Regions from separate parts of the Homo sapiens genome. Here all the other regions are linked to region 2. A link is a contact called in ENCODE Hi-C or POLR2A ChIA-PET data. All regions are on one chromosome and are shown on one strand. Each heading gives the region's core, a stretch centred on a gene start or an enhancer-like site at or near the end of the contact. The rest is flanking DNA. Distances are from core to core; before and after follow the strand shown. Region 1 has its middle 23 kb from the start of RNU5E-1. Region 2 holds the start of AGTRAP (angiotensin II receptor associated protein). Region 3 overlaps PLOD1 (procollagen-lysine,2-oxoglutarate 5-dioxygenase 1).

Region 1 (3,341 bases), core at 28-2,527, 150 kb before region 2:
CTCTCCCCCCGCCAGCCCCACCTGCAGAATGCTGGAACTGGCTCCAACCGCTTCCCGTCTGCACTGAGCCAGCGCAAGGGCGAGCGGACAGAGCCTCATGTTCCCGGTGCTGCTGCCCTTCCAGGCTGCCTTCCTTTTTTGACTGTCCTTTTGGCTTCTTATGCTTTTGGCTCCATTCTGGATGTGCGTCATGGGGTGGGATGCAGAAGCAGCAGCCAGCTTGGAGGCTGGTGTTCCCGGAGGCTGAGGGCGGGATGGGGGGAAATATGAACCAGGAAAGGGCCTGGTATCCCCAGCCCAGATGGGCCTAGGCTGCTGTCCCCCAGGGACAGAGAAGCTCAAGACTTTCTTTTTTTCTTTTTTTTTAGGCAGAGTCTTGCTGTGTCTCCCAGGCTGGAGTGCAGTGGCACGATCTCAGCTCACTGTAACCCCCATCTCCCAGGTTCAAGCGATTCTCTGCCTCAGCCTCCTGAGTAGTTGGTATTATAGGCATGCGCCACCACACCCCACTAATTTTTTGGATTTTTTAGTAGAGATGGGGTTTCGCCATGTTGGCCAGACTGGTCTCGAACTCCTGACCCCAAGTGATCTGCCTGCCTTGGCCTCCCAAAGTACTGGGATTACAGGTGTGAGCCACTGTGCCCAGCCCAAGACTTTCTTTCTTTGTCTCCTCCTCTGGCCTCAGAGGAAGCTGGGGAAGTCCTTACAGAGCCGACTTCCTGGGGTGAGGCGCCAAAGGGCTCTTAGTCCCGCTGCTCGGAGATGGAGGCGACCCCTCTCCCTCCTCTCAGGGCCCCGGCCTGGAGTCCAAGGCTTCATCATTTGCCTTTCCTCTTAGCCCAAGGTGTTTTCCCTGGAGAGGGAGGGTGGCAAATTTGATCCTGTCCCCACACTCCTGTTTAAATTCCCTTAGCGACTGCTCATGGCCCTGGGATGGGGTCTGAATTTATCACCGTCCAGAAGGCCCCACAAATTCCAGCCCTGCCCAGCTCTCACTCCAAGCCCTAGACCCGTGACCATCTCTCCTGTTTTCCAACACACCAAGTTCACACCCTCTCCTCCTCGCCCAGCTGAGTCCCACTTACTCAATGTAATGTGAGACAATGGAAATGTCCCTTCCCTAGAGAGGCCTGCCCAGGCCAGGACATTAGGCTCAGGCTTATTGCCATCTGTTCTTGTAGGACCGTTTTTGCTGTGTGCTGGTGCTCCCCATCAGAACATCAGCTCCATGGAATCTGCCTGCTGTTGTAACTCCAGTGCTTGGCACAAAGCCGGGGCTCAGAGATACACGTTGCCCTCGTTGAGGTGGAAACCAAGAGGGAAGTGCCCTGGTCACTCTTGGACAATGGGGGCCTAGAAATGCAGGGAGGTGGCTGTCACAGACAGGCTACCTGGGCAAAGGAGACTTGGTCTACCAAAGGAGGCCAGAAGGATGACACCATGGGAGGGTGCACTGCTGGAATGGGGCTTGGGGACAATGTCCACCGGTCTCACCCACAGGGCTGTCCGTGGCTCAGCGGTCAGCCCCAGCAGGTCCCCTGTCCTGCCCTGCTCTTTAGCCTGACTCCGTGGCACCTCTCCGAGACCAAAGCCGACAAGCAGATGGGCCTTGAATCAGGCTCGGAGGGTGAGCTGGGGTTTCCGTAGCAAAGGTAGAGGGAAGTGCTCAGGAAAATGATGAACATGTTTCCCCAAAAACTGGCATAGTTGTTCCCCTCAGAACCCCCATACTGTCTCCTGGATATGAGTAGAGATGGCTCAGTGCCTGTGGGGGCTCAGAGCCTGACCCTCCCTACCCCAGGTCCCACTGTCACATGCTTAGGCTTGTTAAACACTCAGACGGGTGCGGTGGCTCATGCCTGTAATCCCAGCACTTTGGGAGGCCGAGGCGGGAGGATCGCTTGAGTCCAGGAGTTTGAGATCAGCCTGGGCAGCATGGCAAGACTCCGTTTCTATTTTTTTAAATTAAAAAATTAAAAATTAAAAATAAAAATAAAACACACCCAGAAAAGCTGTGTTGAGTTGAATGGGGCTGCATCAGCTTTGCTTGGCTGGCTCTCTCCCAGCTCCTGCTAAGACACATTTGTCTGGGGCAGTTCTGGTTTACATCCATCCATTGGGGGGCTTTTTAACACAACCCATGTCATACCAACGCATCCTGGTTTGGAATTTATGTTACATGGTTATGCTATTAGGTCTAAATATGTTCATATGGAATTATCTCTAAGACAATTTAGTAATTAAATAACTTAATAATTTAAGTAGTACAAATATGCAAAAAAATTGCATGTGCTTGTGCTGTAGAGGAAAATTCATGAAGGAGGCATAAGAAATTGATCAGCGATGCCTGGGAGGGGAGTAGGTGGGAGCTGAGGGACTGGGAGTTCGATGGGAGGGAGTTACCTTTAATTGTGCGTCCTCTTCTATATATACAGGATATATAGAATCATATGTATATACATATATGGGTGTGTTTTTCTTGTTTTTTGTTTTTTGTTTTTGTTTTTTTTTTTTTTGAGACAGAGTCTCACTCTGTCACCCAGACTGGAATGCAGTGGCATGATCTCAGCTCACTACAACATCTGCCTCCCGGTTTAAGCGATTCTCATGCCTCAGTCTCCTAATAGCTGGGACCACAAGTGCACACCACCATGTCCGGCTAATTTTTTGTCTTTTTATTAGAGATGGGGTTTCACTATGTTGCTCAGGCTGGTCTCAAACTCCTGGCCTCACGCGATCCTCTGGCCTCAGTTTCCCAAAGTGCTGGGATTACAGGTGTGAGCCGCCATGCCTGGCATGATTTCTACTACTTTTTGAGAAAAGTAAACTTGAGTTACTTTTTCTCAAAAAAAATAAAATAAAATAAAGGGCCCGGCGCAGTGGCTCACGCCTGTAATCCCAGTGCTTTGGGAGGCTGAGGCAGGTGGATCACAAGGTCAGGAGATCGAGACCATCCTGGCTAACACGGTGAAACCCCGTCTCTACTAAAAATACGAAAAATTAGCCGGGCGTGGTGGTGGGCGCCTGTAGTCCCAGCTACTCGGGAGGCTGAGGCAGGAGAGTGGTGTGAACCCAGGAGGCAGAGCTTGCAGTGAGCCAAGATGGCGCCACTGCACTCCAGCCTGGGTGACAGAGCAAGACTCCGTCTCAAACAACAAAAAAGCAAAAACAAACAAAAAAACCTCCACTGCACGCCCCTCACCCCTCTAGCCTGAACCCCCAGGTTTATATTATATGGCTTGGGGCTTCTTACTTTGTTATTTTTCTACCACTGATTTCTGAGGTTTGGTGGGAAACTTGGTGACATCTGGGCTTTGTAATTAATAAAATACAAAGCAAAA
Region 2 (3,406 bases), core at 316-2,815:
GCCAACGTTAAAGTCAGCCCTAAGCTGGTACCCCAGAAAGGACCTGGCCCTGGAGTCTGATCCCTATGGGTTCAAATCCTGATATTGCCACTTACTCCCCGTGGGACCTTGGCAATTTACCCAGTCTAAGCTGAAGTTTGCTCATCTGTAAAAAGATGACCATATCAGCTTTCTCATAAGGCTGCCTTGATTAAATAACCTGGCACACCACAGAAGCCCATAAATTAGAGCTCTGTCCCTCCCACTGCCCTCACCTGATCCTCTGTCAGCAATTATTTTAAGCAAATCCCTCATCAGAGAAAAGGCAGTTGGTGTTAACCCCACATTGCCTGGAATAGAGTGCATATTGATACCAACAAGCCTCGGCTGCTGTCACGTAAATTTCTTCCCAGCTGAACGTTCCATCCAAGCCCATTCCCTTGCTCCAGCCATGTCTCCCCACCACCTTTGACTGGAAGCTTCAGGAAGGTTTGCTGAAGCAAGTATGATTAAGAAGGGAAACATGCCTATAGCAAGTCATAGCACAGATGTTGTGTAATAATAAAGTGTATTAAGCCATTGTTTTGTAACCATCTATTTCTCAGGTTCCTTTAGTCCCAGACACCAACAGGGAGCTAAATGCTCTGTCATTCATGAGTAAGAGGACATTCCTGGATATTGCCTCAAAGGAGGCTGCACTAAGACCCAAAATGGCCGGTTTGGTCCAAGGTCCACACCTTCCTGACCAAAACTACAGCCCCTAGCCCCTCTAATGCAAATGGAGCCCAGACACGTGGGCGGCGGGGCTGGGCGGGGAGAAAAAGAACAGCCGCTGGCACCCAGACCCGGACTGAGCTCACGGCTCGGGAAATGAAGACACCACAGGAAGCCCTGCAGTGTTTTCCCCAGTGCACAAAGTTGGGGTTTTCTGCTTTTAAGTAATTTCTGTTGGAGTTCGCGCTTCTTGATTATGAAATAAGGGCGCTGGATGTGTAAACTTTATAAAACCAACTGCTTGGGAACATCTGATTTCCTTAACCCGACTTAGCAAACAAGGAGGCTCCTGAAACGGTGCTGGGACCCGGGGGGCAAGCCCAGTCCCTGACCCCGCGCGGGGGAGGTGAGCCGCCTACAAGCCCCTCCCGCGCACCTTCCTCCTCCTCCAGGGGAATTCTGGGCGTGCAGGCAACAGCAATGCTGGGACCGGCGCTGCCCGCTGGGAGGGTCTGAGTCCGGGAGGGGGCGGCCCTTGCCCTCCGCTGCCACCTCCCACGGCCCCTCAGTGTCGCCCTGCTGGCCTGTGCCTGGATCACTCTCCCTGCTGTGGCCTGCCTGCCCATCTCCTTCTTGCGTGGGGTCTGTACCTTCCCTTCCTCCCTACCATCCCTCTTTCCCCAAAACTCCGGTCCTTCCTCCCACCTTCCGGGAAAATGCAAATGTCCCACTTCCTCCCGCAAAGGGGACCCTCCCCCCAGCCCGTCGCCACCTTCAGGTTCACAGCAGGCAGCTCCATCCCGACTCAGGCCGAGGGCACCTGCGCCGCAGCCGCGGGGGGCTCCTAGGCTCCGAACTCGGGGAACAAACTTGCCCGGCCCCGCCCCGCCCCGCCCGTTGCGGCCACTCCAACCCCAGCGCAGCTCAAGACCACGTGAAACGGGCTGGAGCGGGTCACGTGACCGCCGCTTGGTTGCTAGGAGACGGCGTCGGCAGCTCGCGCCTTCAGCCAAGCTCCAGACTCCCGCCACCGCCCAGGCAGTACTTGGGGGCCGCTGGCGAAAGTTGGAGTTTCTGTCGCCCAGGGCGTATCCTGCCTGGCTAATATTCCAGGAAGCGGACTGTTCGGACTGCCTGCAGCCAGGACAACTGGGGGACCGTCCAGGCGCAAAGTGCTGATGTGGCAACAGCTTGTGTCTCATCCTTGGGGGCACCCTCTCTCCTTCCCACTTCCCTGTGTAAATGGGCTATTTAGGCTACCTACCTCATATGATCCTTATGAGGATTAAATGAGCTAACTGCTGTTGTTAAAGAAAACGTTATTGGGACTGTTGTTAAACCAGTACTGTTCAAGACTTGCTGTAGGGTTATTGCCATGGAGTGAGAGTTTGGGCTCAACACCGAATACAACAAGGACCAAGGAGGGATTTATAGCCAGAGCAGAATGAGGGAGCAGGAATGGAAGATTCCTAGGAGGAGACATCAAGGATGGGGGAGTTCTTGCTAACTTAGCAGGACTCTTGCTGAAACTGGTTTATTATGCAGGCTCAGGCCCAGCAAGGACAGGAAGACACAGAGGTCCAAGGCCGAGGCCTAGTCAAGATGAGGACTCAGAGGAGTCTAACTACGGTTTGTTCTAGGAGAGAACAGTGCCCGGCACTTAGTAAATGGGCAGGACACACAAGCTATTGTTATTACCAACACAAGATGAGGCTGGGCGCAGTGGCTCACCCCTGTTATCCCAGCACTTTGGGAGGCCAAGGAGGGTGGATCACCTGAACTCAGTAGTTCGAGACCAGCCTGGCCAACATGGTGAAACCCCGTCTCTACTAAAAATACCAAAATTAGCAGGGCATGGTGGTGTGCACCTGCAGTCCCAGCTACTCAGGAGGCTGAGGCACGAGAATTGCTTGAACCGGGGAGGCTGCAGTGAGCCGAGATCACGCCACTACACTCCAGCCTGGACGACAGGGTGAGACCTTGTCTGGGAAAAACAAACAAACAAAAAGCAACACCTGAGGAGCCAAATTGGTGGGAGCCCACTTTAATCAGCATACCAAAAGTTTTAGAAAACTCTAGCTGAAAAACCATAAGAAATTCCTCCCCCAATTGTACATGAGGAAAGAAAGGGCTGTCTCCTGCCTCACCTGGCACCTCCCTTAAAGATTGTTGACCACCACATCCCCCCACCGCAACAAGAACATTAATCCGCTCTACCTCCAGGTCCCTTCCTAACATCAACTTTCCTTTAGAGAACACCAGCTTTTGTTTAGTGTCACCTAGGTATGGAAACCTTCAGGGTACACCTGAGCACTTGGTCTTATTCCTAGGGTGGGGGAAACCAGGTGGGAACCTACAAAACTGCCTGGGTGAGTCCTTAGATAATACCAAGACCCATAGTCTCTCCAGATGCAAAGAAAGGGTTTCTCTGGATGGATGAGGAGAGTTTTGCAGGGCTGCAGGGCCCATAGGCCTAACTTAATGCCCTCTTAGGAGGCACAGATCCCCCCAGTCTAGGGGTAAATTAGAGACCAGCCAAATGGCTACATCCAGTTTGATTTAGGACTGGTTGCTATTATTATTATTAGTTCATTATTGGTAATTAATTATTGTTATTAGTAAAGTACTTAGAAGAGAGTAATTTCTCAGTAAGCAGTCAATATTAGAATATTATGTTATTATTATCTTTTTTTTTTTTGAGATGGAGTCTGGC
Region 3 (3,329 bases), core at 629-3,128, 230 kb before region 2:
CATGGTGGCCAGCACCTGTAATCCCAGCTACTTGTGAAGCTGAGGCAAGAGAATCACTTGAACTCAGGAGGCAGAGGTTTCAGTGAGCCGAGATCGCACCACTGCACCACTGCACCACTGCACCCCAGCCTGGGCGACAGAGCGAGGCTCCACTTCACCAAAAAAAAAAAAAAAAAGGACGTAGAAAATGAGAGGTGGGGTGCCCGGTGCGGTGGCTCATGCCTGTAATCCCACCACTTTGGGAGGCTGAGGCAGGTGGATCACAACATGAGGTCAGGAGTTCGAGACCAGCCTGACCAAAATGGTGAAACCCATCTCTACTAAATATACAAAAATTAGTCGGGCATGGTGGCAGGCGCCTGTAATCCCAGCTACTCGGGAGGCTGAGGCAAGAGAACTGCTTGAACCTGGGAGGCGGAGGTTGCAGTGAGCTGAGATGGCGCCACTGCACTCCAGCCTGGGCGACACAGCGAGACTCCATTCAAAAAAAAAAAAAAGAAAAAAGAAAATCAGAGGTGGGTTGGGGCTTGAAGTACATAGGAGATATGAATGTTGTAAAACTGTCAGGAGACGAAAAATTCCTTTCTGCAGTTTCTCTTCTGTGAAAGGGCTAAGGACAGAGTTTGCTTAGTAGGTAATGTTGCCTTTAAGTACAGTGGTGTATTTTTATTCAAGATTGTGCTCTTTTATCAAAATCCTATGGAAATAAATGTTCTGGGATCATTAAAATAAAAAAAATAAATAAAATAAAAAGGTGCCTTAGGCCAGACACGGTGGCTCACGCCTGTAATCCCAGCAATTTGGGAGGCCGAGGTGGGTAGCTTACCTGAGGCCAGGAGTTTGAGACCAGCCTGGCCAACATGGTGAAACCCAGTGTCTACTAAAAATACAAAAATTAGCCAGGGATGGTGGCACACGCCTGTAGTCCCAGCTACTGGAGAGGCTGAGGCAAGAAAACTGCTTGAACTTGGGAAAGGAAGGTTGCAGTGAGCTGAGATCATGCCACTGCACTCCAGCCTAGGTGACAGAACGAGACACTGCCTTAAAAAAAAAAAAAAAATTTACACACACACAATTAAATAAATAAAGAATACAAAGATTAGCTGGGCGTGGTGGCACACGTCTATAATCCCAGCTACTCGGCAAGCTGAGGCATGAGAATCTCTTGAACCTGGGAGGCAGAGGTTGCAATGAGCCAAGATTGCGCCACTGTACTCCAGCCTGGGCGACAGAGTGAGACTCGGTCTCTAAATTAATTAATTAATTAATTAATTAAAATAAATAAAATGAAATTGTGCCTGGTTCACAACCAGCCTGGGCAACACAGCCAGACCCCGTCTCTATTATTTAAAAAAAATATATATATATATATATAAATAAAATCTATATATATTTCTTTTTATATATATATATATATACACACACACACACATGAAAAGAAAAAAAAAAATGGTACCTGAACTTTCCAGGACAGGAACAGGTGTTGGGATTCTCACGGAGAGAACACAGGGCCTAGCACCCTCAGCAGGCCACCTGCTCCTGCTGTCTGATGAACTTGGACCCGACAGCCCTTCCTAATGCCCCTCATCCCACCTTGGCCCTTTCCTCCCCAGCTCCACCTGGGGGAAGTCTAGGGAACCAAGCTAAGCCATTCCAATAGCAAACCAGGAACTGAAAACCTAGTAGCTTACGGTCAAGGCAACTCAAAGCCACACGGTGGCAACAGCAGCTCAGGGACCAAACTCCATCTCAGGTTTCTCAATCCCTCTACTCCTACCTGCCTGCAGATACCCATGCCAGCACCCCTATGTCAAGAGTCCCAGAAAGGGTGGCCAGGCCAGCTTGCCAGAAGACCCCAGACAGTGAGCGGCACTGATGGAGAGGCAGCCTCCCTGCGGCCCCAGCCCAGGCATCAGGGTCCCACCTTGTTGTTGCCCAGAGACCACTGGCCAAAGTGCTCCATCTCCTCCACCAGCTCATCACAGGCCACCTCCGTGAAGATGGGGAACCAATAGACATCCGGGCAGGGCTGGGGAGGGCAGGGACTCAGTCAAGGGGGTCCACAGTGGCACCACAGAATCCTCCTTCCTCTTCAGGGCCACACACCCAAGCCAGGGAGCCCTCCCAGTGTCCCCGGGGAGCAGGGCCTTGTCAATCCTGGAGAGACTGAGTGGGGAGGAGGAGGCAGAGCCCAGAGACAGACTTTCCCAGCCGAGGTCACAGAGCTACCAGCGCCAAGGTCAGACAGAAACATGGGCATGGAGGGAGGGAGGGGGCAGAGGCCCCAGGCTCGGGGGAAGCAGACATTAGTGAGTGGAGAGAAGCAGCCACTCCCCGAAGTGGTCCAGGCATGGTGGGCCACAGTGGCCATCACATCCAGGATGTTTTCCTCCTTCCTGCCTGGGCCAGGTAGAGAGGCCCTGCAGACTCCCACAGCCTCCAGCAGGAAAGTGCCAACAGGTAGAGGGGCCATCCTGCCTCCCCCCACCCCCATCCCACCACCCCCCACTCCCATCCCGCCGCCCCCCCATTCCCATCCCGCCACCCCCAACTCCCATCCTGCCGCCCCCCAACTCCCATCCCTCCACCCCCAACTCCCATCCTGCTGTCCCCCACTCCCCAGGGCAAGCAGTTTCCCTTCTGTGCCCTGCCCCCTGCAGCAGGCAAGGCTGGTCCAAGAGGGTGTCCATGGCCCTTACCGTCTCCACCAGCTTCCCTGCCAGGGCTTTGGTGTAGTTCTGGTGGATGTACTTCTCCTTCCAGTCCTGTGGGAAGTGGGAAGCAGGCTAGGGTCCTCACCATTGGCTCAACTGCCAGGGATGCTCAGAGCAGACCCCTCAAAGTGGGAGTGAAGGTGTACGTGCTTGACAGAGGCAGGTGTTCACCTGCACCCACTGGGTGCGTGTGTGTTGTCTGGGTGCACAGGTGTGCCCATAGGAGGTGGTGTTTGCACATGTATGTACATGTGTGTGCTTGTGTGTATATGTCTGTGTGCAGGCATGTGCTTACACCCATCAGCTGTGAGCTCCCAACGTCTAGAAACAGTTACAACTGTCTCCCCTTCTGATCATCACAACACCCTCATGGGTAAGACAGGCTGGGACAGTATACCCATTTTGGAGCTAAGATAACTAAGGTCCCCAAAGCTGGAAGGCTCAACTAAGTCCCAGATGATGGCAGATCTAGGCCACAAACCCAGGCCTCTTGAGTCCTGGTCCCTCCTCCAATAGATGGTGTTGCCTCTCTGGACACCCTTCTCTCCCTACCCAAATCCTGCCCTATAGCCTCCTGGGGTGAAGGGAGGGTGGCAGGTGGCCTACAGGGGTCCT

The links. A loop is a pair of places that touch in the nucleus more often than their neighbours do. ChIA-PET counts read pairs that join two places held with the same protein, here RNA polymerase II (POLR2A). Pooled maps may share reads with other maps.
Region 1: a loop to region 2 is called in a map of gastrocnemius medialis, with 4 times the contacts of the local background. The contact joins the enhancer-like site here to the promoter of AGTRAP in region 2. A Hi-C loop is called at or near these places in 2 of 168 maps with a recorded cell type or tissue (PC-9 and gastrocnemius medialis) and 4 of 50 pooled maps. POLR2A ChIA-PET finds 5 or more read pairs at or near these places in 3 of 52 experiments (AG04450, GM10248 and naive thymus-derived CD8-positive, alpha-beta T cell).
Region 3: a loop to region 2 is called in a pooled map, with 2.8 times the contacts of the local background. The contact joins the enhancer-like site here to the promoter of AGTRAP in region 2. A Hi-C loop is called at or near these places in 5 of 50 pooled maps. POLR2A ChIA-PET finds 5 or more read pairs at or near these places in 2 of 52 experiments (HEK293 and HEK293T).

The regions. Positions count from the first base shown.
Region 1 is chr1:11,883,949-11,887,289 of GRCh38, reverse strand. No RefSeq gene overlaps it. Among named protein-coding and RNA genes, the nearest start is that of RNU5E-1, 23 kb to the left of the region's middle. RefSeq lists an enhancer at 1-1,819. Within about 2 kb of position 1,277, at least 5 of the 41 ENCODE cell types and tissues checked have a DNase peak (open chromatin) inside an H3K27ac peak, as active enhancers do; they include gastrocnemius medialis, where a contact is called at or near this core.
Region 2 is chr1:11,734,295-11,737,700 of GRCh38, reverse strand. It overlaps AGTRAP (angiotensin II receptor associated protein), which reads right to left and starts at 1,565. Exons shown (of 5, transcript NM_020350.5): 1 at 1,466-1,565. The coding sequence starts at 1,492.
Region 3 is chr1:11,965,687-11,969,015 of GRCh38, reverse strand. It overlaps PLOD1 (procollagen-lysine,2-oxoglutarate 5-dioxygenase 1), which reads right to left. Exons shown (of 19, transcript NM_000302.4): 15 at 2,700-2,765; 16 at 1,925-2,029. Among named protein-coding and RNA genes, the nearest start is that of MFN2, 13 kb to the left of the region's middle. RefSeq lists enhancers at 1,598-2,098, 2,099-2,599. Within about 2 kb of position 1,878, at least 2 of the 41 ENCODE cell types and tissues checked have a DNase peak (open chromatin) inside an H3K27ac peak, as active enhancers do.